Regions from separate parts of the Mus musculus genome. Here region 2 is linked to region 1. The links are chromatin loops, found by intact Hi-C in ENCODE. Cell type or tissue: heart. All regions are shown on one strand. Each heading gives the region's core, and the rest is flanking DNA. Links, peaks and the distances in the headings are about the cores only.

Evidence for each region. Hi-C counts contacts between places; a loop is a spot of excess contacts. Peaks named below come from ENCODE experiments on the same cell type or tissue, not always from the same donor. Only the 100,000 strongest peaks of a DNase experiment are listed, where the experiment ranks them.
Region 2: it touches region 1 in a loop (2.1-fold over the local background); 2 of 42 quality-filtered maps call a loop at or near these places.

The regions. Positions count from the first base shown.
Region 1 is chr2:118,104,260-118,119,380 of GRCm38, reverse strand. Thbs1 (thrombospondin 1) reads right to left here and starts at 7,505. Exons shown (of 22, transcript NM_011580.4): 1 at 7,306-7,505; 2 at 6,672-6,766; 3 at 5,852-6,411; 4 at 4,972-5,047; 5 at 4,528-4,730; 6 at 4,311-4,433; 7 at 3,458-3,551; 8 at 1,724-1,897; 9 at 1,043-1,219; 10 at 559-732; 11 at 175-302; 12 at 1-59. The coding sequence starts at 6,738. Gm13986 (predicted gene 13986) reads left to right here and starts at 8,179. Exons shown (of 10, transcript NR_126479.1): 1 at 8,179-8,684. In heart, for the core only: CTCF peaks have their summits at 7,940 and 8,148 (motif pointing right); DNase peaks (open chromatin) are centred at 7,580, 8,120 and 8,650; H3K4me3 peaks cover 1,765 bases; H3K27ac peaks cover 2,160 bases.
Region 2 is chr2:117,833,600-117,848,720 of GRCm38, reverse strand. The region is part of intron 2 of 4930412B13Rik (RIKEN cDNA 4930412B13 gene); the gene reads right to left. Among named protein-coding and RNA genes, the nearest start is that of 4930412B13Rik, 19 kb to the right of the region's middle. In heart, for the core only: a CTCF peak has its summit at 8,172; a DNase peak (open chromatin) is centred at 8,120.

The DNA of each region.
Region 1 (15,121 bases), core at 7,207-9,706:
GTGTTCTTGCACCGATGTTCTCCGTTGTGATTGAAGCAAGCATCAGGCACTTCTTTGCACTATGGAGGAAATGAGAGTTTGCTTAACACTTGGCAAATGTTGTTTTAAGGAAGGACCCTGGACTGGGTTAGCTGCTTTCTTCATTCTGATAACTTGGAGCCATTGGCTGCCTACCTCATCGACGTCTTTGCACTGGATGCCATTTCCACTGTAGCCAGGAGGACACGCACCACATTTCCAGCTACCATCAGGGTAGCTAGTACACTTGGCACCAGCAAAGCAGGGATTGGACAGGCATCCATCTGAGGAGAGGTAAGAGACAGGTGGGTAAGTGCTTGGGTCTAAGTTGCTGTCACTGCCATGTACTACTTAAAAGAGAATAAGACACTGAAGGGTCTCTGTTACTGGAAATGGTTGCCTTGCATCTTACTGTAATCAAACCACTAGGGCCAATTAAATATGGCACCCTCCCCCTCCCCGCACCCAGTGAATACTGACTATGACATTCATAAAAGAGAAAGCTCCCAGGGTGGTGGTGTCCCTGGCCTCGCAGCTTACCAATTGGGCAGTCCTGCTTGTTGCAAACTTGATTTTCTGTCACATCGCCAACACAGTCTTTGCCTCCAAACTGGGGTGTGGGGTTGTTACAGAGTCGGCTGCGTCTCTGCACTCCTCCTCCACAGGTGACAGAGCAGATGTCCCATGGTGACCAGGGACCCCAGCCTCCATTAACTGTAAGCAAATGAGTCACATGTAAAAATTCAGTTTTCGGGTGCCTTATCTGTCCCAGAATCCTGTCCTGAGCCGGTTTCAAATGCCCTCTAACCTGGCCCATGAGAAGAATCTTTGGGAATTAGGGAGGTTGAAATGGTTTGCTTTCTGTTTTTCATTAAAAGAAGCTGCTGAGCAGGCAGGACTTGGTTTCTGTTTGTTTCTCTAGAGAGTGAGCTCCCATGCTCCATGGTCTACTTAGCTGCAGAGAGCAGGCCACCAGCTGGGTAGAGCTGCCTCCCATGTATCCCCAGGTCAGGCCCACACTTACTTGGGCAGGCGTCTTTCTTGCAGGCTTTGGTCTCCCGGGCTTCACCTTCACAGGGCTTCCCGTTCATCTGGGGGCTGGGGGAGTTGCAGAGCCGGATCCTTGTGATCACACCGTCACCACAGGTCACAGAACAGGACGACCATGGAGACCAGTGACTCCAGCCACCATCCTGTTTAACTGAAGGGCAAAGTTGATTGTCACCAATGGGTGCTGCCTTGGAGGGGGCCACACAGCAAGTCTCAGCAGGCAATCATTCCAGCAGCCCACCAAAAGCAGCTTCAACTAGTGTATTGTAGAAACTGGCTACTGCCACACTTCAGTGGAGAAACTATAGGGAAGATGGTATTTGTCTGTGTGTGTGAGTTGCTGTCAACAACCTAATATTTATAGGTTGCTGGTCAGGAGCCCAGATCCATTCTGATTGTTTCATATGAATTATCTAGAGAAAATGGCTAAAGTAACTTTATCAGGAATGGTTATTGTTCTCTCGTTACAGATGAGGAGGAGCCTCAGGGAAGGAAGGTCAAGCCCAGGAGTGCAAAGGTTAGAGGTGTGATTGAGACTGAGAGCCCGCAGGCTCAGAACCTGCATTCTCAGGCTCCCCGCTCGCTCCGGAGCTGCTCTTTGTGAGGGAAGCACTGGGCAAGGGAGATTGCCACCCTTGGCAGCCATGATGCTTACATCTTTTGTCACACTCCTGAATGTGGCAGGTCCTTGTCTGTACCGAAGAGCCCTCGCATCTGTTGTTGAGGCTGTCACAGGAACGACCACGTTGCTGAATTCCATTGCCACATGTGGCAGAGCAGGAGGTCCACTCAGACCAGGGAGACCAGCCATCGTCAGCAGAGTCGCTGGCTGTGGGGAGAAATGAGGTCGTTAGCATCTCATGTCTAAGATAAACTGTTCTTAGGCAGTTTATTTACTTATATGCTTATGGCCCTTTATAGCCAGAGGTGGTAAAGCAATAGGTTTCTTTTTTTAAAAAAAGCCTTCTTTTTTCATACTCTTAGTTTAATGGAAGCATGATTAACAACTAGAGATTGTGTACATTTATGTACTCTCCAGACGCTTGGCTATCCAAGAGTCTTGGGAACTGATAATGATAATGGAGCCAATTCACACATCTCTCCTTTCACAGGCACAAGCAAATCCTAAGCAACTACAGTGCCAGTGTGTCCTGCATGAGATCTCCCTGGCCTGAGTAGCACAAGTCTTGGGCCAGTGGTCCAGGAGTTCATCCCAGGTCATCATATGCAAAGGACTGGGCTGATGGCCCACTCTGCCTGGTCCTCACAGCTGAGCCAGCTCACAGTGTGCACTCTCCTGTTCACCCATTATGGATTCTTCCATGTGCACCTCAAGCAAGTTCCCCTTTCCTGACTTAGGATGTCTTAGATGTTTCCAGGCTGGTGCCCAAGGATGCCAGTGTGTTAGGCAGCTTCTCTGCATCACTTCTGACTATCAGTGAAGCCCTGGTCCATGTTGGGAGGCAGTTTGCCTGGGGCTCTGCCTCTGCCTCAGTCACGAGGTGGATCAGTTTGTTTTCCTCGTGCTGGCCTCTGGTGTTTTTGTACACACTTTCTCAAGAGGAGAAGGTGTTTGTTTGCTATCTGCTCAGACACCGTGACGACAATCACGCCTGTCTATCAGGGGACACGGAACTTGTTTTTGTTTTTGCCATCCATGAACATATTTCTAACAACCCCTAGCTCAAACTCAGAGCTCCGCTAGCTCTCGGCAGGCTTTGTTCCCTGTAACTCACCCTCAGATAGAGGTTGGACAGAAGTGGATATACAGAAAAACATTATTATGCCAAAATTGCTACCATGGGATGGGTGATTCTGAGTCGTGGCTCATGTGTGCAGCTCTGTGTGTGTGAGTGAAGGGCAATTCAGTATCCCTGATTTCTTTGTGAGGCATGGTGAGTCACTTTTATGACTTGTGCCTTCTGCATAAAATATCTCCTTAGCAAAGTGATTATACTGGCAACAGGCCCCTGAGGCAGAGTGTTACACAGCAGTATAGTGGCTGATTTCTTTTACTGCCCTGGAAATTGAACAGATGCTAAGCCCTTAGGCCTCCTCTCACTGCAGATAAAACAGGTGGCTTTTCAAGCCTCAGCCCAATGCTTACACAGTTTCTGTCCGTTCTCCAGTAGATCATTTTTTTCAACAAAGATCAATTGCTAAAAGCAACCAGCTTAAGTCTACTGCTGTATCCATCTCTCTCCTTATAGCATAAAACCAGAATCCATAAGCTCTGTAAGATCATCCATTGCCTATGCCATAACCCAGATCTGACTGGAACGTCTGATGGAGCTGGGAGGGGCTGGGCTCTGGTGTTGTGCCCAGCTGTCAGGATGCCCCCAGACTGAGCTAGCCACTGAGGGATGGCTACACCATTTTAGGAACTTACGCCAGCACCGTGGGCAGCATTCACCATCAGGAACTGTGGCGTTGGAGCAGGGCATGATGGGACAGGACACCTTTTTGCAGATGGTAACCGAGTTCTGCAAGGCAAGAGAAGGAGAGGGAACGATGTTACCAAGCGTATTGCAGAGAGGAGCTTTCTGTGACATTGCCATTATAAGCCAGGACACAGGAGGGGTGGCTTTTATAGGAGGGATGTCTCTGCTGGATCTGTAGTCCCCAGAGGTATACAGTTCCAGGGCTAATTCTCACTCCATTCTTTGGGAAAGTTCTTTTTAACTGCTACTCAGTCAGGGGTGGAAGTTACAGAACAACACATTTGCATAAGGGAAAGCAACGGACGTTGCAGGTATCAGTAAGCATCTCAAAGGTAGATAAGGGTTTTTATCACATATTAGAGGGAGGCGGGAACTTAATTGAAGTTGTGTCTCAAATTCAGTAACCAGTGATTTGCATTTAAACTTTTCCCGGTGAGCCAGAGATCCGAACAGTGTTAGAAGAATCTGTCTGCCAGAGCTGAATACAAATTAGGGCTGGCCAAAACCGAATGCTTTAAGCGGGTTTTATGTATCTGACACTCAATACTTGGTCTTTGAACTAAAGCAGGTAAGTCATTCCAACGTTTAGATAGATTTGTTCTCTTAGCTGCTCAGCCTGGGGTATTATTAAGATAAACCTTCTGAGATTTAAAGAGGAATTTGCAGATGTCATTACATATTAAAGAAAAAAAAATCACTTTGGTAGCAGGCCAGAGCACATTTAAAAATGTGTGTAGTCATTTACGTATCTCCCGAGACATATGTCTCCAAGTCTTATTGCAGTCTGTGAGTGTCTCTTACCTGGCAGTGACACTCTGTGCAACTGTCTACAGTCCACTCCTCGTTGTTCTTGTACTGGACTCCATTGTGAAAGCAGAGGGGAGGCCGCTTCAGCTCACTGACCAGCTCTCTGTTCTCTTCCGTCTGAAAGGGGAGAAGGCTCATGAGTGTCCAGGCTCCCATGGGACCACCTGTGGTGATTTCCAAGAGCTGGCAAATGGGAGGGGAAGCCACTGACCACTTTTCGGATGCTGTCCTGCAGAGTGGTCACGATGGTGCGCAGGCCCTTCAGTTCCAGGACCATGCTGGATAGTTCATCACAGGAGAGGCCACAGATAGCTTGGAGGTCCTTTGTTTTGTGGCCGATGTAGTTGGTGCGGATAGCAGGGCTGGAACCGTTCACCACGTTGTTGTCAAGGGTAAGAAGGACGTTGGTAGCTGCTAAGAAATAAGATGTAACGTATTCGATAGCTGATTCAAGGTTTCAACAGCTGATCCCACCAGCCTACCCTTCGGGTTCTGGGTTATAAAAGACATTTCCTTTGGAATGACAGAGTGGGTGCGAGCCAACTCTGCTCCCCCTGAGATATTGTGTATGCACCCTACTGCTTACATTAATCAGGGTGCTTTCGGTGGACTTCCCCAGAATTCTCCAAATCTTAAAAAACACAGGGGTACTCACAGCTGGAGCAGCCTTTGTTCCTGAGAATGTCTTCTGGGGTGGTTCCAAAGACAAACCTCACATTCTGCAGCACCCCCTGTGGGCAGAGGACAGACGTGGTTTAATGCTGGGCGTGGGGGTGGGGCGGCCAGTCTGAGTTTGCTTGTGGTGAACGCTCAGAAAGTTTAAAAGAACTTAAGATCATCCTGCCAAACTATCACAGAGACATAAATTGCCGAACAACTTCAAAATCTTAATTGTGTCTTCTGCCAACTGGAGCATTTTACAAAGAATCCAGTTTTCAGGCTGCTTGGGGTACACAGGAAATGGAATTTGATCCCAAGTCTGGAGGACATGATACTCTCCAGTGACAAAGAGTTAATGTGGGCGTTCAAAGCCACGCTTGTAAGAAAAAAAAATATCTGAAAGTTAAGGCAAGTAAGGAGTCCCAGAGGCACATGACTGGACTGTTATTCATGTCTTGCCTTAGATCCATACTGAAAGCACCCAGAACACCCTGCCCAGGGACTCAAATACTGACAAAGTATCCTTTTCATGCCCTATTAAAACTGCTAGGTACATTTGATACAAGTTACTTTCCTAAGGGCACAGGGAGTACCCCATTCTGAAACAGGCTGAGTGTAATAGGAAAACCATTTCTTATCTCTCCTGATAGCTTTGAAAGCATGGGTCCCAGGTCCTGGCACCATTACAACTTATTTCTTATTAGGAACAAAATTTCTCGGGTCCCTATCAAATCTGAAACCCTGGAGTTTTGGGTCATCTGTAATATGATTTAACCAACCTTCTGGGGGTGTCTGTTCCTCTTTACATTTGAGAATCATTTTTAGTCTACCGATATTAATTCCACATAGCCCTTGTGACAGGTAAGAAGATTTACCTGAAAATTGTCATTGACATCTCCCTTTGCAACTCGGAGCCTGGCAACGCTGGCCAGATCCCTGGTGAAGATGCTCTGGATGGGTACATCCAGCTCCGCGCTCTCCATCTTATCACAGTCTATGTAGAGTTGAGCCCGGTCCTCTTGAACAAACAGCGTGATGCTCTTCCACTGGCCAGTGGCCAGGAGAGCTTCCTCCACTGACACCACTTGTTGCTTCCCTGGCAGGCTCAGGCTCAGGTCCAGGGTGCCAGCTTTGCCGTTGGAGACCACACTGAAGATCTGGCCAGTGTTGTCTTTCCGTTCCACAGCCAGGAGTGTGCCCCGGGTCTTCTTCATCTGCCTCAAGGAAGCCAGGAAGATGAAGCCTTTGTCGGCCCACACAGCGTCCAGTAGGTCTTGGAACTTGTCATCCGGCACAGCGGGGATCAGGTTGGCATTCTCAATGCGGAAGGCGGGGCTGGATAGATCTTGGCCCTTCACCAGTCGGCGACCGGGGCCCCTTCGTGCACCTCCAATGAGTTCAAAGATGTCAAACACACCGTTATCTCCCCCAGACTCTGTAAGGAGAGAGAAGACAATCGGCTTTCTAGGCTAGGTATAAGGGGGTAAAGTTCTGGCTGTGAGGAGCCAAGGTGGGAACTCGTGACAATAATGGCAATTATGGAAAGCTGAGCGAGGGAAGCTGCATCCTTATCAGGAGATAAGGACTCCAAGGAAACACAGGAGCTATCGAGAGAGAGAGAGAGAGAGAGAGAGAGAGAGAGAGAGAGAGAGAGAGAGGAGAAGGGGGAGGAAAATGAATATATCACAAACTCACCTGGAATGCGGTTGCTTCCACACATATGCAACAGGAACAGGACACCTAGTCCCCGCAGGAGCTCCATGGTGGAGCCTTTGTGCCCAACACGGAGCCTGTAGCAAGAAGCACAGGAGGCCAGAGTCAGAGACCAGGAAGCAAGGTGGAAGGGCAGAGGTGTGTGTGTGTGTGTGTGTGTGTGTGTGTGTGTGTGTGTGTGTGTGTTTCTTCTTTTGCCCCATATGTGCTGAAAAAGAAGGGTTTACTTTCCAAACGGTATCCAGTATAAAAAGAGCGCCAGAGGCAGGGGGATTGTTGGAGTTCCAGGATAAAGGGTATAAAGTGACTTGGGTCCGTCCCCTCCCCCCCGCCCCTTTAGACAAGATTACAGAATGTATTTTGGATGGCGACAGTCAGGGGTAACCTGGAGACTACTGGGGAGAAAATCTTGGGGTGTCTTGGAGGTATAGTTTGTGAACCCGAAGGCTGAAGAGAACCAGCTCCGGAAAGTTCTTTCCAGGGGATAGACGGGGCAGGATAAAGGAGTTAGGAAAACCAGAAGGGGAAGAGTAGGAGATGAGGAGTAGCGCTGATCATCTGCAGCCTGGGGCTTTGAGGTGGCCGGCCAGGTGCTCCGCAGAGGCGGGAGGTTTACCTGTGTGCACCGGGGCTCAGTAACCCGGAGAGGTGGCAAAGGTGAAGTGAAGGACAAGGACGCTGAGTCCGGTGAAGACGCTGAGACTGCCGGTGCGCCGGGAGAGACCGTGGCAGAACTGGATAGCAGCTTCGCGATTGCCTGCAGAAGTCCGATGAGGCTGGCTGACTCCAGGCAGTGGCTGGCTTGACTGAGGAGCCCAGGACCTTTTAAAGAGGCAGGAAGCAGGGAGGGGGGAGGGTTCTCGGGGGCGGGGGCGGGGGACGGGGACGGACGGGTTCATTTCTCCGCCCCCTGCTGCTTGGCGCACAGCTCTCGGGCTGAAAGTGAAGGGGGAGACTCCGATCCCGCACAGGAGCCCTGGAACTTGTCAGAAAAATAGGTCTCCGCCCACGCAGCCTTGGCGTACTCAGCCTTTAGCGCTTAGGATCTTGCGCCATGTGAACTGGAGACGTTCTGCATGAGAGTCCCCAGACGCGATGCTTCTTTGGGGACCACCTAAGACCCTTTAGGGAGGCTTTCATTAAAGCACATCTCCTTGAATAATTCCATGACAGAGACGCTTGGGGATCGAGACAGTCTGGTTTAAAAATAAAAGAGGGCAAAAGGTTGGACCCCTTAAAGGAAGCTGCCTCCTGAGTCAATCCTGGTGGGTGGGGGATCCCATGTCATCTATACTTTGCGCTTCACTCCTGTCCCGCACGCCTGCCTTCCGTCTGACTCACTAAGGGTGTCAGCACGGTGTTGCACAGGGCCAGCAGGACCGTGCACGGAGGTCGCCTTCCGACTCACTGTCCAAGTCGAGAGTTTTTTCCCCAGTTCTACTTTGCTTCCTCAGATGGCCGCTTGGGGGCGGTATATGTATTCTGATTTAGGGGATCCTTTCGGAGAGTTTTTAGCGGCATTTTAAGGAAGCGAATTTATATCCCGCTCCCTCAAGGCAAAATTGAAATTGTGTCTTGAAAAACAATTTTGTGCCCACTCGTGTTTCTTAACGTGACTCCCGATAGGAGAATTTGCTGAACCATCTGGCTCCAGGATCTTACACTATTTACAGAACGGACCCGTAGAGTTATAAATTACTCTCTACCTATTATTTTATTTCCCATCTTTCTCCCTAAACAGTTTTTTTTTCATTTTTTCGGCTCCCAAAACCGAGGTGTGGTTTACATTTCTGTGGGTATACACTTTTCCATCAGTAGACTGCTGCCTGATCCTTTGTCTCTGAAGTCTGGTCTCAATGCCATCGGTCCGGAGCCAAGATGACTCCAGCTGCCTGGAATTCCATTCATCTCTTTGGGAAGGGACGTCAGCGGCGGCGATGCTTCTCCAGCTGTGGCCCTGCGTGAGCAGGCTTGGCTCTGAGTCCAGGGATCCAGGTAAAAGCATCACCAAATAAGGATCTTGGCAGAATCAGGGCGGGGCCGGCTGAGGGACAGCTGGGGCTCCCTCCCCTTATCAGTTACACCTGGCTGGACTCCCAAACCTTGGAAACACCCAGGACTTTATGCTCATCACACAGCAATTTCACTTTCCTTGTGTGGGAGGGAGTGTTCGGTGACAAGGTGTGTGAGTGTGCGTGGTATGTGTGCGTACACGCAAGGAGGGGCTTACAGAGTGTTTCCTAGTTACTCCGGGTACACAGCTACACAGCCAGTGCCTCTTGTAGATAAGTACGTTCCCAAGATGTGTTTGTTTATTAGACTTCAGATACTCAGAGCCAGCAGTAAAAGTTTCTACTGGTTGATTAGTCAAGTTAGATTCCTGCCCTTGAAGTCACAGGCCCTGACTCAGCCACTGAATCTGAAGATTCGGGATCATCAGGCAGGCTTGCTCTTCGCTTCCAGTTCCTTCCGCAGGTCCTCTTTGCTTTGTGGAAGGCGATTGCTTTAAATATCCTGCTCAGCACTAATTCTTCCTGCAGGAACCTTTGGGACTGCCCTGGGAGGGCTGGTCTTGAGACCCTCTTTCCTCATGAGTTTTGTACCACAGAGGTGAATGTCAGCGGCCCACAGACAAGAGCTTCTCTCCTTGTGTAAAGCCACCAACTTCCCTAGGCCCAGCTACACCTTGCTGATGGATCAGGAGCAATCAGGGTCTGCCCCTTTGGGCCATGTGCTGTCCAGACTGAGGGGGTGTGGACAGTTTGTAACTTGGCTCCTTTCAACAACACAATACAAGTTTTGACCTCCTCCACACCTTTCAGATAAGGCATTATGGGAGAGCTTTGTTGTACTGAAAGCTGGCAGTGGCCTAGGAGATGTTGAATACAAACATAGAGTCTTTCCCTAAACACAGCATGACAATCCAGCTGTCCTGGTTTGCAGGAGATGAGGTTCCTAGGCAGCTATGAGGTCTCACCCATATTCCCAATCACCACCACCCAAAGTCCCGATCATCATGTGCTGTGAGCAGATGACAGAAATTCAGCACACTCTTGGGATGTTGTAGAGAAGCAAGGGAAAAAGCAGGAGTTACTATCTTTAGTAGGGAGAATACAGTCTGTCTGTGTGAGTTCATATGTGTGTGTGTGTATATGTGCATGTGTATGTGTTTATGTGTGTGTTTGTGTATGTGTGTGTATGTGCATATGAGCATGTGTGCATGTATATGTTTGCCTGTGTGTACGCTACCCCCTTCTTGTGTGTGTGTGTCTCCTCAGTGAGTGCAAGCATGGATCCCCTCCTGCTTCTATACCTTATGTCTATTATTTTCACTTGTCTTCCATCCACCCTTCCTGTTAGGCCTCATGGTCCTCTGTCATAAATCCTACTTTCGTGCCCTCTCCCATTTAAATATAGATTGTGCATACTAGAGAAACTGTGACATTTGTCTTTCTAAGCCTGTCTTATCTCACTTAACATAATGATCTCTAGTTGCATCCATTTTCCCACAAATGTCATAACTTCATTATTCTTTATGGCTGAATAAAACTCTTTTGTGTATATTTTCTTCATTTCCTTTTTCCATTTGACAGTTGGTGGGCTTCTAGCCTGCTTCTATATCTTGGATATTAAAGAGGATAGTTTCAAGCTACTAAACCTACCAACCCTAAGGGCCAGACTGCCTCCTGGTGTCTTTATGACACGTGCTTATTGTTTAATCTCATTTGCTCTTGTTTTCTGTTGCTCAGGACTGTGGTACCATTTCCCATAATGACTTTCACTCTTCTAGTCCCTTCTGCTCATACTTGGCAAGATTCTCTTTTTACCTCTGGAGGGCTCAGAAATAAAGGCAGATCATAGATTAAACCTTTGATAGCCTCTTCACCTATACTGTTAAATACAACACTTTTTTGTTAAATATAAAAAGCCTTCCCACATAAGTTGCTTTACTCTCCTTCTGTTGGCCTTAGAGATGGGTGTGGTATTTAATTCTCAAACAGGCTCATGAGACAGGAAGCAATTGGGACTCTCATATTTCTAGTCACCATGAAGTAAGACTTTATTTAACACAGTACCAATTAGTTCCTTTGTAGAGTGAGATGTTAGATATTCTGTCTGCAATTGGGAATCCCAGGGAACATCCTGGCTTTGTGTATGAGTCACACACAAGGTTGGGGGATAATGTCAAATATGTTCCCGTAGTCTTTGAGACAATGTCTTTCTTTAACCATGGGGCTCACTGACCAGCTAGCCTGATGAGCCGGTAATCCCCTTTCTTCTTCTTATCTCTGCCTCTCAGTGTTAGGATTCCATCTGACCTTTGTATTACATGGGTCCCGGGGATGCAAATTCAGGCTCATCCTTCCACAACAAGCCCTTTGCTCAATGGGCCACTTTCTCAGGCCGAGTTGAAGGGATGTTTTATACACTGCTAGTTGGAATGTAAACTAGTCCAGCCACTGAGGAAATAACTAGCGGGGTTCTTTGAAAAACTAAAAGTAGATCTACCATGTGAGTAGCTATACCACACCCAAGCATTTTCCTGCAAGACTCCAAATCAATACTTGTCGAAGATGTTTACACAGCAGCAGTCCTTGTCACACTAGTCACTGGAGTCCCCAAAGACAGGAAGGAGCATAGAAAATGGGGCGCACATATACAGTATCACAATATACATTTCCTTCAGTCATAAAGAAGAACAAAATTACATCACTTATAGAAACGTGGATGCAACCAGAGGAAGTCTGTCAAGTAAATTAAGGCAGTTTTGGAAAGACAGATGCCATGTTCCTTTTATATGTAGTTCCTAGATTTTATATAGGTCTATAAAATCATACTTTATGTTTATGGGACCTGTTATGTACTTATGACATGGAAGTCGAAGTGAAACTGCCTAGGAGAGAAGGGGGAGGAGGGGATCGTGGGAGAGTACAACCGATGCCCAATATGGACTGTCGTCCAAAAGGTTCTTCCGTGCCACACAGCATTATAGGCACTGACTATTTACAATGATGATTTTAAAATGAAGTGTAAGTAAGCTGGTTTACTAAGGAGAAAAATGGGTCTGAGACCCGTCCTTGTTTTTCTTGTTGAGACTGAAAGGATTCCAATCATGTGACCCCCACGACAGCAGTGACTTCAGTGAAGAAGGACTTCCCGAGGTGAAGACCTCACACTGGAAAGCTCCCGAGATGGGCTGTGAGTGTTTTCCAGGAGTTTGGATTAAGTAGTTAGCCTGGGCTAGGTGTGTTTCCACTTGGCTATTCATAGGCTGGCCCTCAGAGGTCCCTGGTAAGGAAATTCATGAATCTGAAAAGCCATGAGACAGTGCAGTTCCCAGAACTGCCATGATGCAATATTGCTTTAGAAGCTGATTAAACCCTAAAAGAATCTAGTTTCCTTAAGGTAAGGTGTGACATGCTCCCTCACGCCAGGCACTGGCAGATTATAGTTTTTCAAAGTGTTTGAGGTTTTCACATGTGTGCTCCAGATTAAGTGATAAGTCCAAGTTTTCTGTTACCTTTCCTGGAAGAAGATGACGAGTGTCAGAAAAATAAGACGAGCAGACATAAAGAGGGACCTGACCAGTGTTTGGACTTCATAAACGTATCTGAAGGCCCACTACGACATGGAGACTGGCATCAACTGAAGCTTCGGGGAAGGCCTCACATGCCGCTGAAATGTGTGGATGGTGTCCAGATGGCCGAGCTGCTGGGCACAGGGACATCAATCTTTCAGAAAGCTCTCTCTCTCCCTCCTCCTCTCTCCTTCTCTTCATCTTCTTTTTCTCATGGGATCATGTCAAATTGGATTTTGTAGAACCCTAGCCAAAAGAACCACTCTTCTTTCTAATTTAAGAGTGTATGGTCTGAAAACAAAACCCTGTTTCATTTTAGTATGGCACTGATGGTAAACATGGCTGTTCCCAGGACGATGATGAGGATGTGGGAGCTTGGCCGTCTCTGGCTGGCTGCATGATCCGGCCTTTCCTCTGTATGTTCTTTTTCCCTTTCATTTTCTTTCTCCTTCTCCCTCATCTTCTGTTTCCTCTTTTCATCAACATCTCGACTCCTTTTTCTTTCTACCTTTCTCCCTTCTAGTCCCCCATCCACCTGCCTTCCTTGAGGTTAACATATAAGAATAAAGAACTGAGAGATCTGGATTCGCCTTGCTAGAATCCCAAAGTCAACTTCTCAGAATTCTAACCACCTTCATACCAAGACTAAAGCAGAGACTGTATAGACAAGTCTATGCTTCCAGGTTCCTTTGACGGTGTTCAGTTCTCTGAGGTATAGTGCTCAGGGCGCTGGCTTGCTGAATCCAAGAGCGAGGGTTGTGGATTGGGTTGAAGAATGAGTGGAAGTGTAAAAGCATATTAACCATCACGCTGATGAGACTTGAGTTTCAAGGCTCCTCGAATGCCCAGATTCCTTCCAAGGTGCCAGAGGGACCTCTGTGAAGTTCTGCAAAGTCCACTGCTTGTCTATATTAAGTGACTTCCCATTCTCTTCCTCATATGAGTGTTAGAGCTGAGATGACAAGCACACATATGCACCTCGTTAAAGGCACACAGCAGAAAGACATCGCCATGTGGGTTGTGCTCACTTATCCGTGAAATGAAAGAAAGACTAGTTTTACTTACGCGGGTATTCCTGCTTCCCACTGAAGGTCTAACCTGAAGATGGACAGTTTGAGGCAGAACATGAAAGGTCACGTCAGCCTGCATGTGGGTGACAGAGGAGAGACCAAGTTGAAATGCAGCTGAAAGATGCCAGTCTGAGGAGATGTGTTGCAGAAGTGTGGAGCACCAACATTTTGTTTATGCCCAGATTTTGTGACGTTTATCATTTTAGATGATGGAGATTCTTTTGGGGTTCCACAGATAGAATCACTGGGATGAACTTTTAGGAGAAATAGCTTTTAATAACACTTGCCACTCACTGTAGGGAGTACTGAGAGAAGAGATCCAATAACCACCCACACGACAAAGGAGGTCCCTTACTTTTGCAGACTTCATAAGGGGCTTCAGTCTAGAACTAACACCTTAGGATAGGGCAGCTGCACTGGAGGCTGCTGCAAACTAGATGCATGAGAGTTAAAGTTCAGATAGGACACAAGGCTGTAGCTCAGAGGTTACCCTGGGCTTGGGATAGGAGAGAAAGTGCGGAGGACCCTGGACAACTCTCCTTGTACTAGCAGCACCGAAGTCTAATGTTTATTGCTTTGTTTTGAGTGTGTTAAGACATTCCCTGTCCAAAAGGAGCATTCATTTGACTTAATGCTTGATTCATCATTTGATATTTCTTGTGTAAAACAAACCCTTCTTCCTTGACTCCTCTTTTGGAGAAGGAGGAAGGAGAGAGATCGAAGAAGGAGAGAGCTTCAGAAGCCTCCTAGAACCATGACAAAGGCAGAAGTGCCAAGTGACATTCAGTCTAAAATGCCCAAGCCTCCCATCTTGTGCTTTCCTGCATGTATGATAGGTACAAGAATATATATGATGCCTGTTGGAGATTAGTTCTAATGCTTTGATTCAATTGGGAATCTGTGTGTCCAAATGCTAAAGGTCCTTGTCCCCAATTGGTTTTTGATCAATCAATAAAGATGCTAATGGCCAATGGTTGGGCAAAGGGAGACAGGGTGGGACCCTTAGAGTTGCCTGAGCTAGGACTCAGGGTGGGGTGGGGGAGGAGAAATCGCCTTGAAACGGTGGGATATGGATGGACGTAGGAGCTGCAGGAGATAAAGCCAATGAGTCATATAAAAATTTGGATAAGTGGCCACTGGCCATTTCCCTGATTGGGCCTAGGGTAGCAGGGGATGGTTTAGGAGTTCCCAGCCTTTGAGGTAGCCAAGACATTTTAAAATTAACCGGCATGTGTGCATGCGTGCATGTGTGTGTGTGTGTGTGTGTATTCGAGAATCCAGATAGCTTCTGGGCAGGTTCCTACATGTGATCTGCTGGGAGCAAAAGCGGTGTAACCAAAACTCACCACTACAGACACCAGGTGGTACACATCTGTAATCCAGGACTTGGGAGGTTGAGATGGAAGGGAAGCCTAGACCTCAAAGAGAGACCCTGCCTCAAAAAACCAAAAATAAACACAAGCGAGCGCAATCCCTTCAAACTAGACCCAACCGAAAAGAACAAAAATAAAAATACACCAGGGTGTTAGAAGCACTGCAAACTCAGACATTTCTACATACATTAGAAAATAAAATGAGATAAAGGGGAGGAAAAAATGTAATTTACCTGGGCTAATTATAGCATGAGCTGTTTGCCATCAATACCTAATTACTATAAGTGCTATGTAACAGAATAATAATTAAGTGTGTCAATTAATGTCATAAAGTAATTTGTCTAAGTTTTATTGGCTGTAACCTCACTTGTTCTGTCTACTCTCACAGAATATGAAGGCTCAGCCCCAACA
Region 2 (15,121 bases), core at 6,872-9,371, 270 kb after region 1:
CCCAATAAAAAGACATAGACTAACAGACTGGCTGCAAAAACAGGACACAACATTTTGCTGCTTACAGGAAACCCATCTCAGGGAAAAAGACAGACACTATCTCAGAATGAAAGGCCAGAAAAACATTTTCCAAGCAAATGGTCTGAAGAAACAAGTTGGAGTAGTCATTCTAATATCTAGTACAATCGACTTCCAACCCAAAGTTATCAAAAAAAAAAAAAAAACAAGGAGGGACACTTCATACTTATCAAAGGTAAAATCTTCCAAGAGGAACTCTCAATTCTGAATATCTATGCTCCAAATGCAAGGGCAGCCACATTCATTAAAGAAACTTTAGTAAAACTCAAAGCACACATTGCACCTCACACAATAATAGTGGGAGACTTCAACACACCACTTTCATCAATGGACAGATCATGGAAACAGAAACTAAAGAGGGACACAGTGAAACTAACAGAAGTTATGAAACAAATGGATTTAACAGATATCTACAGAACATTTTATCCTAAAACAAAAGGATATATCTTCTTCTCAGCACCTCATGGTACCTTCTCCAAAATTGACCATATAATTGGTCACAAAACATGACTCAACAGATACAAAAATATTGAAATTTTCCCATGCATCCTATCAGATCACCATGGACTAAGGCTGATCTTCAATAACAACATAAATAATAGAAAGCCAACATTCACGTGGAAACTGAACAACACCCTTCTCAATGATACCTTGGTCAAGGAAGGAATAAAGAAAGAAATTAAGGACTTTTTGGAGTTTAATGAAAATGAAGCCACAACATTCCCAAACTTATGGGACACAATGAAAGCATTTCTAAGAGGAAAACTCATAGCTCTGAGTGCCTCCAAAAAGAAACTAGAGAGAGCACACACTAGCAGTTTGACAACATACCTAAATGCTCTAGAACAAAAGGAAACAAATTCACCCAAGAGGAGTAGACAGCAGGAAATAATCAAACTCAGGGGCAAAATGAACCAAGTGGAAACAAGAAGAACTATTCAAAGAATCAACCAAATGATGAGCTGGTTTTTGAGAAAATCAACAAGATAGATTAAACCCTTAGCCAGACTCACTAGAGGGCACAGGAACAGCATCCTAATTAACAAAATCAGAAATGAAAAGGGAGACATAACAACAGATCCTGAAGAAATCCAAAACACCATCAGATCCTTCTACAAAAGGCTATACTCAACAAAACTCAAAAAACATGGATGAAACGGACAATTTTCTAGACAGATACCTGGTACCAAAGTTAAATCAAGATCAGGTTAATGAGCTAAACAGTCCTATATCCCCTAAAGAAATAGAAGCAGTCATTAATAGTTTCCCAACCAAAAAAAGCCCAGGACCAGTTGGGTTTAGTGCAGAGTTCTATCAGACCTTCAAAGAAGATCTATTTCCAGTTCTTCACAAACTATCCCACAAAATAGAAGCAGAATGTACTCTACCCAATTCATTCTATGAAGCCACAATTACTCTGATAACTAAACCACAGAGAGACCCAACAAAGATAGAGAACTTCAGACCAATTTCCCTTTGAATATTGATGCAAAAATACTCCATAAAATTCTCTGTAACCAAATCCAAAAACACATCAAAACAATCATCCATCCTGACCAAGTAGGTTTCATTCCAGGGATGCAGGGATGGTGTAATCTACGGAAATCTATCAACGTATTCTACTATATAAACAAACTCAAAGACAAAAACCACATGATCATCTCGTTCGATGCAGAGAAAGCATTTGACAAAATCCAACACCCATTCATGATAAAAGTCTTGGAAAGATCAGGAATTTGAGACCCATACCTAAACATGATAAAAGGAATCTACAGCAAACCAATAGCCAACATCAAAGTAAATGGTGAGAAGCTGAAAGCAATCCCACTAAAATCAGGGACTAGACAAGGCTGCCAACTTTCTCCCTACCTATTCAACATAGTACTTGAAGTCCTAGCCAGAACAATTCGACAACAAAAGGAGATCAAGGGTTTACAAATTGGAAAGGAAGAAGTCAAAATATCACCTTTTGCAGATGATATGATAGTATATACATAAGTGACCCTAAAAATTCCACCAGAGAACTCCTAAACCTGATAAACAGCTTCAGTGAAGTAGCTGGATATAAAATTAACTCAAACAAGTCAATGGCCTTTCTCTACACAAAGGATAAACAAGCTGAGAAAGAAATTAGGGACACAACACCCTTCTCAATAGTCACAAATAATACAAAATACCTTGGCATGACTCTAACTGAGAAAGTAAAAGATCTGTATGTTAAGAACTTCATGTCTCTAAAGAAAGAAATTAAAGAAGATCTCAGAAGATGGAAAGATCTCCCATGCTCATGGATTGGCAGGATCAATATAGTAAAAATGGCTACCTTGCCAAAAGCAATCTACAGATTCAATGCAATCCCCATCAAAATTCCAACTCAATTCTTCAACGAATTAGAAAGGGCAATCTGCAAATTCATCTGGAATAACAAAAATCCTAGGGTAGCAAAAACTCTTCTTAATGATAAAAGAACCTCTGGTGAAATCACCATGCCTGACCTAAATCTGTACTACAGAGCAATTGTGATAAAAACTGCATGGTACTAGTACTTACGACAGACAAGTAGACCAATGGAATAGAATTGAAGACCCAGAAATGAACCCACACACCTATGGTCACTTGATCTTTGACAAGGGAGCTAAAGCCATCCAGTGGAAAAAAGACAGCATTTTCAACAAATGGTGCTGGCACAACTGGTGATTATCATGTAGAAGAATGTGAATTGATCCATTCCTATCTCCTTGTACTAAGTGGATCAGGGAACTCCACATAAAACCAGAGACAGTGAAACTTATAGAGGAGAAAGTGGGGAAAAACCTTGAAGATATGGGCACAGGGAAAAAATTCCTGAATAGAACAGCAATGGCTTGTGCTGTAAAATCGAGAATCGACAAATGGGACCTTATAAAATTGCAAAGCTTCTGTAAGGCAAAAGACACTGTCAATAAGACAAAAAGGCCACCAACAGATTGGGAAAGGATCTTTACCTATCCTAAGTCAGATAGGGGACTAATATCCAATATATATAAAGAACTCAAGAAGGTGGACTCCAGAAAATTAAATAACCTCATTAAAAAATGGGGCTCAGAGCTAAACAAAGAATTCTTACCTGAGGAATACCGAATGGCTGAGAAGTACCTGAAAAAATGTTCCGCATCCTTAATCATCAGGGAAATGCAAATCAAAACAAACCTGACATTCCATCTCACACCAGTCAGAATGGCTAAGATCAAAAATTCAGGTGACAGCAGATGCTGGCGAGGATGTGGAGAAAGAGGAACACTCCTCCATTGTTGGTGGAATTGCAAGCTTGTACAACCACTCTGGAAATCAGTCTTGTGGTTCCTCAGAAAATTGGACATAGTACTACCGGAGGATCCCTCAATATCTCTCCTGGGCATATATCCAGAAGATGTTCCAACTAGTATGAAAGACACATGCTCCACTATGTTCATAGCAGCCTTATTTATGATAGCCAGAAGCTGAAAAGAACCCAGATGCCCCTCAACCGAGGAATGGATACAAAAAATGTGGTACATTTACACAATGGAGTACTACTCAGCTATTAAAAAGAATGAATTTATGAAATTCCTAGGCAAATGGATGGACCTGGGGGGCATCTCCTGAGTGAGGTAACCCAATCACAAAAGAACTCACATGATATGTACTCACTGATAAGTGGATATTAGCCCAGAAACTTAGAATACCCAAGATATAAGATACAATTTGTTAAACACATGAAACTCAAGAAGAACGAAGACCAAAGTGTGGATACTTTGCCCCTTCTTAGATTGGGAACAAAACACCCATGGAAGGAGTTACAGAGACAAAGTTTGGAGCTGAGACAAAAGGATGGACCATCTAGAGACTGCCATATCCAGGGATCCATTCCATAATTAGCCTCCAAACGATGACACCATTACATACACTAGCAAGCGTTTGCTGAAAGGACCCTGATATAGCTGTCTATTGTGAGACAAGGCTGGGGCTCATTTAAAAAGAGGATCTCTTTTTAAAGACAATAGAAAAGTTGAAATGGGTCTATTTGTATAAGGTGGGGTTTTAAGGGATAGATTAATTCTCAACTGATTTGTCCAAAGTCGAACTTCTTAATTGTGAAGGCACATGTGCTTCTTGCCATGTCCTCGGTTGACTGGAAGGCTAAACACAGACCTTATTGAGATGACACTAGTGGACAGAGAGATCTTTCTCCTTGTTCTCAGATATGAAGCTCTTTCTTCAGAGGAAAATTCCTGATGGCATTTTAAACATTTCTCAAATATCTCTCCTAATTGTACAAAGTAACCTCTAAGATATGATATGGTTCTTATTGACTTAGTAACCTTCATTTGGCTTGAAAGTATTCTGTAATTCAATCAGACACCATTAAAGTATAGTATTCCCCTTTAGAAGGAAAGCCCTGAACATCAATGTTTCTTACCTCAGAATCAGTCATGGGCTTTGTCTAATGGCTTGGACCTCACTAATCAGAATGGAATTTCCTCCAAAGGGAACATGCATGTGTCCTTTGAGCTCTCTTTGAGACTTTATACTGTCTTTCACCAGCCTGGCCTCAGATCAGTGGTATACTTTGAGCAGATGAAATCATAGACTTTTGTTTGATTTTCATAGTATAATACCCCTTCCTTAAATTGTCCCCTTTGGAATATTTCCACAAGCTACATAGTAAACTATTATCCATTTTCTCATTATATCAATTAGGCCTGGGGTATACATCTCATTCCATGGAACTATTTGTGTCAAAAAACAAACAAAATAACCACATGCATGTCTTTGATGAAAATCAACTCGAGTTCTAGTCTAACTCTTTTCATCTGCCTGGGTTGGTGAGATAATCCAGTTTACCACACTCATTCCTAGAACACCTCTGTCAGAAACAGTAAAAGTTGGTCCTGCCTCTTTCTCCCAGCTCCAGGCTCCCAGAAATAAGGCTCAAATTTAAAATATATTTACAATACCTTAACCATATAAGCTAGGCTCTTCTCTGACTGGATCCTAACTTATTATAACTCATTTATTCTAACCTACATTCTGCCATGTGGACTGTTACCCGTGTTCAGAAAGGACCATGCTTGTCTCCTCACATGTCAAATCTTCCGTGCCTGGTTCTACCCCAGAATCCTTTCTGCCTCCCAGATGATCCACCTTCTATTCTACCATTTCCTATAGGCCATAGGGTTTTTTTTCTTTAATTGGCAGGTGATACATCCATACAATACACAGAATATTCTCTCTACAAGGAGCAAGGAAAGCTAGACACTAGAGTAGCAAACATTTTAACAGCAATGAGAACAAATACTGTCAAAAAAAATAACCAAGGTATATACTGAGGTCAACTTTACACAGAGGTCATGGGATTTTAGAAGGGAGAATGAAGATCGGAACAGAGGAAGCTGAAATACAAAGGTCAGGAATCAGGAGTGGGGAGTGCCAGTGGGTTCAGGCTCTTTGACCTGGGTAAGTAGCACCTAGGGAAGTCAGGCTTTTTGTAGCCCAAACTATATTAGGAAATAGGCGCCCCATCTTTAGAGGTTTTCTGGAGAAGACAGCACATTCTCTTGACAACTTTGAGCTTCTATGGATAGGACTTTGTGGTTCTGGTTTTATTGTTGTTGGGTTTTTTGTTAATTTTTTTTGTCAGTATTATAGCTCTTTTAGAAAATAGCTTGTGCTCTTTATTTGGACTGAACAAGGACTATATAAACCTTGAAAAACAGGAAGTTCTTCTTCTTAGGGTGAATTTTAATTACCTGGGGTTTAAGGTTCTGGGGATACCTCATTTCCATGGAGAGGCATTCCAGGAAGTTATATGACATTGCCCAAGTAGAGTGTGGGGGTTGGTCCCCCCAAATAAGATAGAGAAGAGGAAGCCCTCTGAGAAAGAGTCCTCCACTTTGTGCCAAGCTCAAGGGAGCTACCTGGACATGGTGGACTTTGACCTTAAGTAGCAAGGTTTCTCAACAGGAATTTAATGAGGTGAACTAGACTATAATGCTGAGAACATAGCTTTGAATTATTAGAAATTGTGGTAGTAATTAGTCTTGTGTATGTGTATGCTGACTAAGAATCTATGTTTTTTATGGGTTAATTTTGTTTGACAAGTTTCACTTCTGTGTAGTGTATTCCAGTTCCTCTTTCACATATAGCCTCTTATCTTTTTCCCATTACAATCCCACCTCATCAGAGCTTCATAACTTTTGGGTTTGTTTTATAGTCCGTTTATTTTAACAAAGACCATCTGTGTGACCACTGTGTGGAATAATCCATTAAAACATGGTACTGTGGTCATTGTGTATACAACTGAATGTATGCTCCCACTCGCCTTGAATCTGTCAGTAACAAAAAGTTCAGCAATGAAGGCTAGGGCCAGAGCCCCTCCTCCACCCACACTGGACCTGTTAGGGGCCATTCTTTTGTTTGTTTGTTTTTTTCAGTTTTTTATTAGATATTTTCTTCATTTACATTTCAAATGCTATCCCCAAAAGTCCCCTATACCTTCCCCCCGCTCTGTTCCCCTACCCACCCACTCCCACTTCTTGGCCCTGGCATTCCCCTGTACTGGGGCATATAAAGTTTGCAAGACCATTGGCCTTTCTTCCCAATGATGGCCTAATAGGCCATCTTCTGCTACATATGCAGCTAGAGACATGAGCTCTAGGGGTAATGGTTAGTTCATATTGTTGTTCCACCTATAGGGTTGCAGACCCCTTCAGCACCTTGGGTACTTTCTCTAGCTCCTCCATTTGGGGCCCTGTGTTCCATCCAATAGATGACTGTGAGCATCCACTTCTGTGACAGGCACTGGCCTAGCCACCATACTTCTGTATCGCAGAGCTTTAAATTCATGATTATAATAGTCTTTCTCCAAGTAACAGGGGTGAGAAGGGATGGCTGTAGCCTTGGATTAGGGATAAGGAAATCAAGAAAATAGGGGAGGAGGATCAACCAAAACAAAGAAGTTATAAAAAAAGCCATCTGGAAAACTGCCATGTGCTGAATGCTCCAAAAGGATGCTCCCAGAGGCAGTGAGTAGACAAAAGGATGGAGGACGGATACTTCCTTGTCAGTTGAGATTCAAGAGGTACCCCCAAACAGTACAGACTCTTCCTCTCCACCTTGGTTACCTGTCAGAACTAGGTGATAAGACCCAATTGTTGATGATATCACATACTCTGGATATATTGATAAATATGCTGGAACTGAGCTGGAAATTTTCTCCTCCTGGCTATCTTTCAATAGTCCTCAAATGTACTGTAAAGTGTCCTTAAGGAGAGACTTGGCACAAAATGAATCAATGGTCTTATCCAACTGTGACTTCTAAGATCTACAAGACCAATTTGCCAGAGAAGATTGGGTAATGGTGGCTTGCATGTTATGGGCATAATCAACTATTCTCTTATTGGGTTCACTCTTCAGGGAAGAATTCATGTCTAACCAGTATTATGATACTAGACAGCTGGTAAAAACAAACACACACACACACACACACACACACACACACACACGCTAGAGGAAATCTAGGCCTAAGAGAATTGAATACTCAATTAGCAATTGACGTAGCACCAATCTGCCATTTAAATATTTCTTGTTTATACCCATAGAAAAGTTCTACTCTTAGCCTTAATCAGAGAAGCCTTTCTGTCCAGTAAACAGTGGTAAATATAGAGACTCATGCCTGCACATGGTACTGAGGATGAAATAACAGTATCCAACTGTAAGACTTTCATTTCAGGCCCCCACCCCTCATAAGATTTGGTGTTCATAATTTTTATAGGGATAGGGCTGAAGTGTAGTTGAGAAGAAGGTTCAAGAGCCTGGCTAGAGTTTGATAGAGAGCTAAAGGATGAATCTTTGTTACCTGTTATTGAGTTCATATGAATATGCTAGAATATCTGTCCCAAAGCACTGAGCACAAAGAAACTGTATTTCTCCTGACCAGTGTTTGTCCTCTTTGGCTCCTATCAGTGTGCTCCTTCAGGGCCAGGGGCTGGGCTTCTCTTTGCACACTGGAATGTTTTCCAAGTCAGGAAGTCCCAGTAGCCGTTGACTCATACCCCTAGAGAAAACTGGTGGCCAGTTCTAGAACACAGACAGAAATCAGGACTTGGCTTCACAGACTGTATTTTTCAGGATAGCCCTACAATTCTTCTTATTTATTTATTTGTTTGTTTATTTATTTATTTATTTATTTGTTTATTTATTTATTGGTTTTTTGAGACAGGGTTTCTCTGTATAGCCCTGGCTGTCCTGGAACTCACTTTGTAGACCAGGCTGGCCTTGAACTCAGAAATCTGCCTGCCCCTGCCTCCCAAGTGGCGTGTGTCACCACACCCGGCTCTTTTTTTTTTTAATTTATATATAAAAAATATTTATTTATTATACGTAAGTACACTGTAGTTATCTTCAGACACACCAAAAGAGGGCATCCGATCTCATTACAGATGGTTGTGAGCCACCATGTGGTTGCTGAGATTTGAACTCAGGACCTTTGGAAGAGCAGTCAGTGGTCTTACCCGCTGAGCCATTTCACCAGGCCCCTCCCACATTTCTTTGGTGGCAAAATGCCTTTGTTCCTTTGCTCTTCTCAATCTCTGTGTTATCTATTTAAGCCTCCTCTTTCTCAGCCAGTTTTGAAAGGAAACAATTCAGGAAGTCTTATATGCTCCTTTTATTTCTGCTCATTCCCATTTTCCCTGAAGCACGGAACCACAGAAGCTACTCTTGGATTGTCTAGGGGAAAAGGGAAAAATTCAGAGGGAAAAAACCAAACAAAACAAAAACAGAAAATAAATTCCCACTTATACAAGTTGACATGAGGAATCTGAGCCTAGCTTTTTTTTTTTTTCTTTTCTTTGCTCAGTGACTTCAGATGCCAGTCCTTACCTTTGAAACCTTTCCCATCCCAGCCATTGTGCATCAAGTTTGTGGCAGGAAGCAGTACCATGAAGCTGAATGGATACGTAATGTGTAAGGCATGGGGTGGGCTGTCCCTCAGTCATGCTCCTCTCTGGTTATTGTACATCTAAAACCGAGATCCTTTGGTGCCCATGACTGTACCAGTCATTTCACCCAGGTCAGAGGAAAAGTCTGCCAGATCATCGACTCATACCCAAGGTTACTTTTTCCTAATTGAGTCTTTGGCTCTCTTTGTGTAGTACAAATGTTCTATTCTCTGACAGAAATGGGGCATCACCTTGCCGTTGGCCAAAGTCACTGGCATTTGTCCACATGTCATTTCTCCTGAAACTGTTGTTCAAGATGACAATTATTTTCCACCTTTTAGAAGTATAATTTTTTTTTATTATAGAAAACCGGGATAGAACCACAATGTCTGTTATTATAATTATCCACGTTTCTATTTAAATAAGTGTGCTGGTCAATGCCTGGGGGGGGGTGGAATATTATACTCAAGAGAGTTTCTATTTTCGATATGTATGTAAATACATTGATTGCTATCTTGTGGATATAAAGATCAAGACACAAAGGGGCACTTGGAGCATAGAGCGGGCTGTGGGTCTAGCACTCCTTACAAGTGTCATCCAATGTTTTCCTCTCCCTCTTTGTTTCATAACACCAACATCTGGGAGGTCTTCTGTTGCACTTGGGGTCCATTCCTTTTAAATTGCTTCCCTTTCTCTCTCTTGGCACAGCCTGAATTGCATTTCTGAGGCAACTTACAGTAGAAAAGATCAATGCTCGAAGGGTACCTGTTTCTCTCCCCCCTGAGCTTACCAGAACGCTGATATAATCAGCTTTCCCGGCACCTGATATAATCTGTCAGCAGCAAGTAGATGCCAGTGCCTTTCTTCCCTTGCCTTCCACGCTCCCTCACCATCTATGTGCCTTACCCAAGGCTGGACACTTGGCTGAACTTCAGGACACATCCTGATTCTGTTTACAGGTGAGGAAAGACCATGTCTAGTACCCTGAAGAGAATGGGGGCAAGAGAGTTCATCTCTGCAGCCATGTGCCGGACCAAGACAAACAAGTGACTCACTGGCTTCCTCTGCAGCTTGATGTCACAATCAGTTCGCTATTTCCTGACTTAGCCAACACTGAAGCCAGGATCACCCTATATTATGTTGATTCCCATCTCCTGATTACAATTGCTTCCTTCAAAGAACAGTGACTACAGGACAGGCCAAGCATCTCACTGGCCATGTGTTCTCTCTGGGTTCTCTGCACTCTGATACAGAAACAGAATGATTGTTTTGTTTTGCTTTGGTCATCTTTTTCTCTAAAATTTTGTTTCTGTAGAGATTCCTAAGGACTTCTATTTATTTAGGATCTGTCTCTCAGAGTTTGAGTATGTACTTACATGGATTCTGGACAAGGGGAACCTAGAGAATAAACACAGACACACACACACTCAGAAACACAGACACAGACACACACACACACCACCTAAACTAGGATTGAAGAATTACATTTTTCTTTAAAGTATGTGGATGAGTAAGTTTTTACTTAAATTTAAAAAGAGCAAGCAGCTTTGATAGGTAAGAAAAGGAAAACGCTTTTGCTTGCCTCCCTACCTCGGATGTCAACCCTCATTTTTCTCCTCCATCTTCCATTCAGGAGAGTATTGCTAGATGTCTGTCTGCTCTCTGCAAGCCATTGTGCTGAGCACTAGGGCGGAATTAAACAGCCTCACCACATCAATCAAGCACAACTTGGTCTAATTTTCTGATTTCCAGAGATTCAAATTTTTATGGAAAGTAATATAATGATCCCTGAAAAATTATAGCTAGAGAATTGTAAATAGTAAAAATGTAAAAGGCCACCTCCCTTCCCCCCTCAGGGTAGTGTTATTGGCATTTAAAAGACTATTCCCTTGTCTTACTGTGTTTCCTATAAACTCACAACATTCCAGAATTCATTGCACAAGTAGGCTAACATTATTAAAACAAAACAAATCACAAAACAGAACGAAAAATTCTTTCTGGGAGCTGTCCCACTGCGGGGAGGTTTTGGTGAAATGTCTCTGCTGCCTGCTCAGGTTTTCCCTGCTTTTGGGCTGTGGCACCAGGCTGTAGTGTCAGTCACTGAGGGCCATGCACCCAGCCCTCTGCTTGCTCCACTTAAGCTTGCTTTCCTTCTGTTGCTGTCATGGATCCTCTACCTTGGTTTATAAAGAAATACCGTAGTAAACATTGTATGCTCATCTGTATACACATTCCTGCATTTATAGGACTACTGAGTAATTATAATTTTAAAGATTTGAATTCATTTCTGGGAAATTCATGCATATATATTTATGCTCAATTCAGAATTGTAATGAAGTATTATTGATGCTGGAATATGAAAATTCTTATTTTTGTGGGCTTCTGAATATAATATTATATTGAATATGTTTATGTATATTATTATTCTCAACCAATAACTTTACACTTGTCAGTTAGTATGTATTCCCCCCCCCCATTTTTTTGCTATTGAAATCTATTTATGCTATCACAATAAAATTCTACAGATTGGACAATTTATAAGTGATAAAGATTTACCTGGTGTAGTTCTGCAGGCTGAAAACTCCAAGAGGGAGACACTGCATGTTTGCTATCAGGTGAAGGCTTGCCCCTCACAGACAGTACTGGACAGGTGAACTTGCATGGTGGACAGGCAAAAGGTCAAATGGGGCATTTATCCTTCTGAAGGCTTTTCACTATGGACACGAATCCTATCTTCTGAGAGTGGAGCTTTTTATGATCAAGCTTTTCCAACCCTTGTACTGTACTATCATCACTTTAGAGGTTTAACATGTAATCCTGCAGGGACAATTGTGCTTGAGCCACATCAGCCACCGAATACCATAGGACCAAACTTACCTTCCTTATCTGTGAGTGTGGAGAAGCACATGTCTATGTGTGCAGAAATTTTTGGTCTATAGTGTAAATCACCAGCCACATTTTTAATCTTCATTCCTATTGGATAGTTAATTTTTATTGTCTTAAAATATTCTTCATATATTAATATCAGCTCATATCTTCTAAATATAACATAGAAGCTGCACAAATGAAATCTGTAAATTATGCTTGTCTAAAGAAGACCTGCATTGATATGCAGCAGTCCAATTGACTTGTCTCAGGGATGGGACATATTTTACAGGGTTCTACTCTTAAATAAAAAGCTACAGGCAGTCAACGGCTGCGGAGGGAAGAAGAACCAGTTTTTTCTAGAGTTATTGACCTTATTAGGTTATATAATTCCAGTGGACAGCCTGAAACACATGTATATAGAAACAACATTAGATATACTCAGTAGAATTAATATATACATAATTAATATTACAGAGTACATTATATATACTTAATACACATTACAAATATAATATACATTGTATGTAATGTAATATGTATAATGATATAGTTCATTAAATATTGTGAAATATATAGCATTATATTTTACATATAATACATAATATAACATATAGTATACTCTATATAATGTATAATGTATACTATATAATGTATAATATATGACACAATATGTAATTATATATAATGTATACAGTATGATGTACACCATATTATAATTAATATATTTATTAATAATACTTTAAAATAATCAATAATAATTAACATTGTATGTAATATATATCATATTTCACATATTATATATAACATATAGAATATGATATGTAATACATGATATCATTATACATGATGTATGATGTATGATGTATGATATATGATATATGATATGAGATATGAGATATAAGATATGATATGTAATATAATTTATAATATACAACTAATATACAATTAGCCCATAATTAATATATAATGTAATATATAATTATATATTTTACATATAATTGTAATATAATATGCTATATTATAGTATTATATATATGTCCCACCCCCATGACAGTCATATACATATTATATATATAATATAATGTGTAGTATAATATATGATGTAATAAATTATATGATTATCTTGGGTATTCTAAGTTTCTGGGCTAATATCCACTTATCAGTGAGTGCATATCTAATGACTTCTTTTGTGATTGAGTTACCTCACTAAGGATGATATCCTCCAGACACATCCATTTGCCCAAGAATTTCATAAATTCATTATTTTTAATTACATATTTTCCTCAATTACATTTCCAATGCTATCCCAAAAGTCCCCCACACCCTCCCCCCCCCCACTCCCCTACCCACCCATTCCAATTTTTTGGCCCTGGCGTTCCCCTGTACTGGGGCATATAGAGTTTGCCTGACCAATGGGCCTCTCTTTCCAGTGATGGCCAACTAGGCCATTTTTTGATACATATGTAGCTAGAGTCAAGAGCTCTGGGGTACTGGTTAGTTCATAATGTTGTTCCACCGATAGGATTGCAGATCTCTTTAGCTCCTTGGATACTTTCTCTAGCTCCTCCATTGGGGGCCCTGTGATCCATCCGATAGTTGACTGTGAGCATCCACTTCTGTGTTTGCTAGGCCCTGGCATAGTCTCACAAGGGACAGCTATATCATGGTCCTTGCAACAAAGGCTTGCTAGTGTATGCACTGGTGTCATCGTTTGGAGGCTAATTATGGGATGGATCCCTGGATATGGCAGTCTCTAGATGGTCCATCCTTTTGTCTCAGCTCCAAACTTTGTCTCTGTAACTCCTTCCATGGGTGATTGTTTCCAATTCTAAGAAGGAGCAAAGTGTCCACACTTTGGTCTTCGTTCTTCTTCAGTTTCATGTGTTTTGCATATTGTACCTTATATCTCGCTATACTAAGTTTCTGGGCTAATATCCACTTATCAGTGAGTACATTTCATTTGAGTTCTTTTCTGATTGGGTTACCTCACTCAGGATGATGCCCTCCAGGACCAACCATTTGCCTAGGAATTTCATAAATTCATTCTTTTTAATAGCTGAGTAGTACTCCATTGTGTAAATGTACCACATTTTTTGTATCCATTCCTCTGTTGAGGGACATCTGGGTTCTTTCCAGCTTCTGGCTATTATAAATAAGGCTGCTATGAACATAGTGGAGCATGTGTCCTTCTTACCGGTTGGGACATCTTCTGGAAATATGCCCAGGAGAGGTATTGCGGGATCCTCCAGTAGTACTATGTCCAATTTTCTGAGGAACCACAAGACTGATTTCCAGAGTGGTTGTATAAGCTTGCAATTCCACCAACAATGGAGGAGTGTTCCTCTTTCTCCACATCCTCGCCAGCATCTGCTGTCACCTGAATTTTTGATCTTAGCCATTCTGACTGGTGTGAGATGGAATCTCAGGGTTGTTTGGATTTGCATTTCCCTGATGATTAAGGATGTTGAACATTTTCTCAGGTGCTTCTCAGCCTTTCAGTATTCCTCGGGGGGGGGGAGAATTCTTTGTTCAGCTCTGAGCCCCATCTTTTAAGGGGGTTATTTGATTTTCTGGAGTCCACCCTCTTGAGTTCTTTATATATATATATATATATATATATATATTGGATATTAGTCCCCTATGTGATTTAAGATAGGTAAAGATCCTTTCCCAATCTGTTGGTGATCTTTTTGTCTTATTGACGGTGTCTTTTGCCTTGCAGAAGCTTTGCAGTTTCATGAGGTCCCATTTGTCGATTCTCAATCTTACAGCACAAGCCATTACTGTTCTATTCAGGAATTTTTCCCCTGTGCCCATATCTTCGAGGCTTTTCTCAACTTTCTCCTCTATAAGTTTCAGTGTCTCTGGTTTTATGTGAAGTTCCTTGATCTACTTAGATTTGACCTTAGTACAAGGAGAGAGGAATGGGTCAATTAGCATTCTTCTACATGATAACAACCAGTTGTGCCAGCACCATTTGTTGAAAATGCTGTCTTTCTTCCACTGGATGGTTTTAGCTCCCTTGTCGAAGATCAAGTGACCATAGGTGTGTGGGTTCATTTCTGGGTCTTCAATTCTATTCCATTGGTCTGTCACTGTACCAGTACCATGCAGTTTTTATCACAATTGCTCTGTAGTAAAGCTTTAGGTCAGGCATGGTGATTCCACCAGAGGTACTTTTATCCTTGAGAAGAGCTTTTTCTATCTTAGGTTTT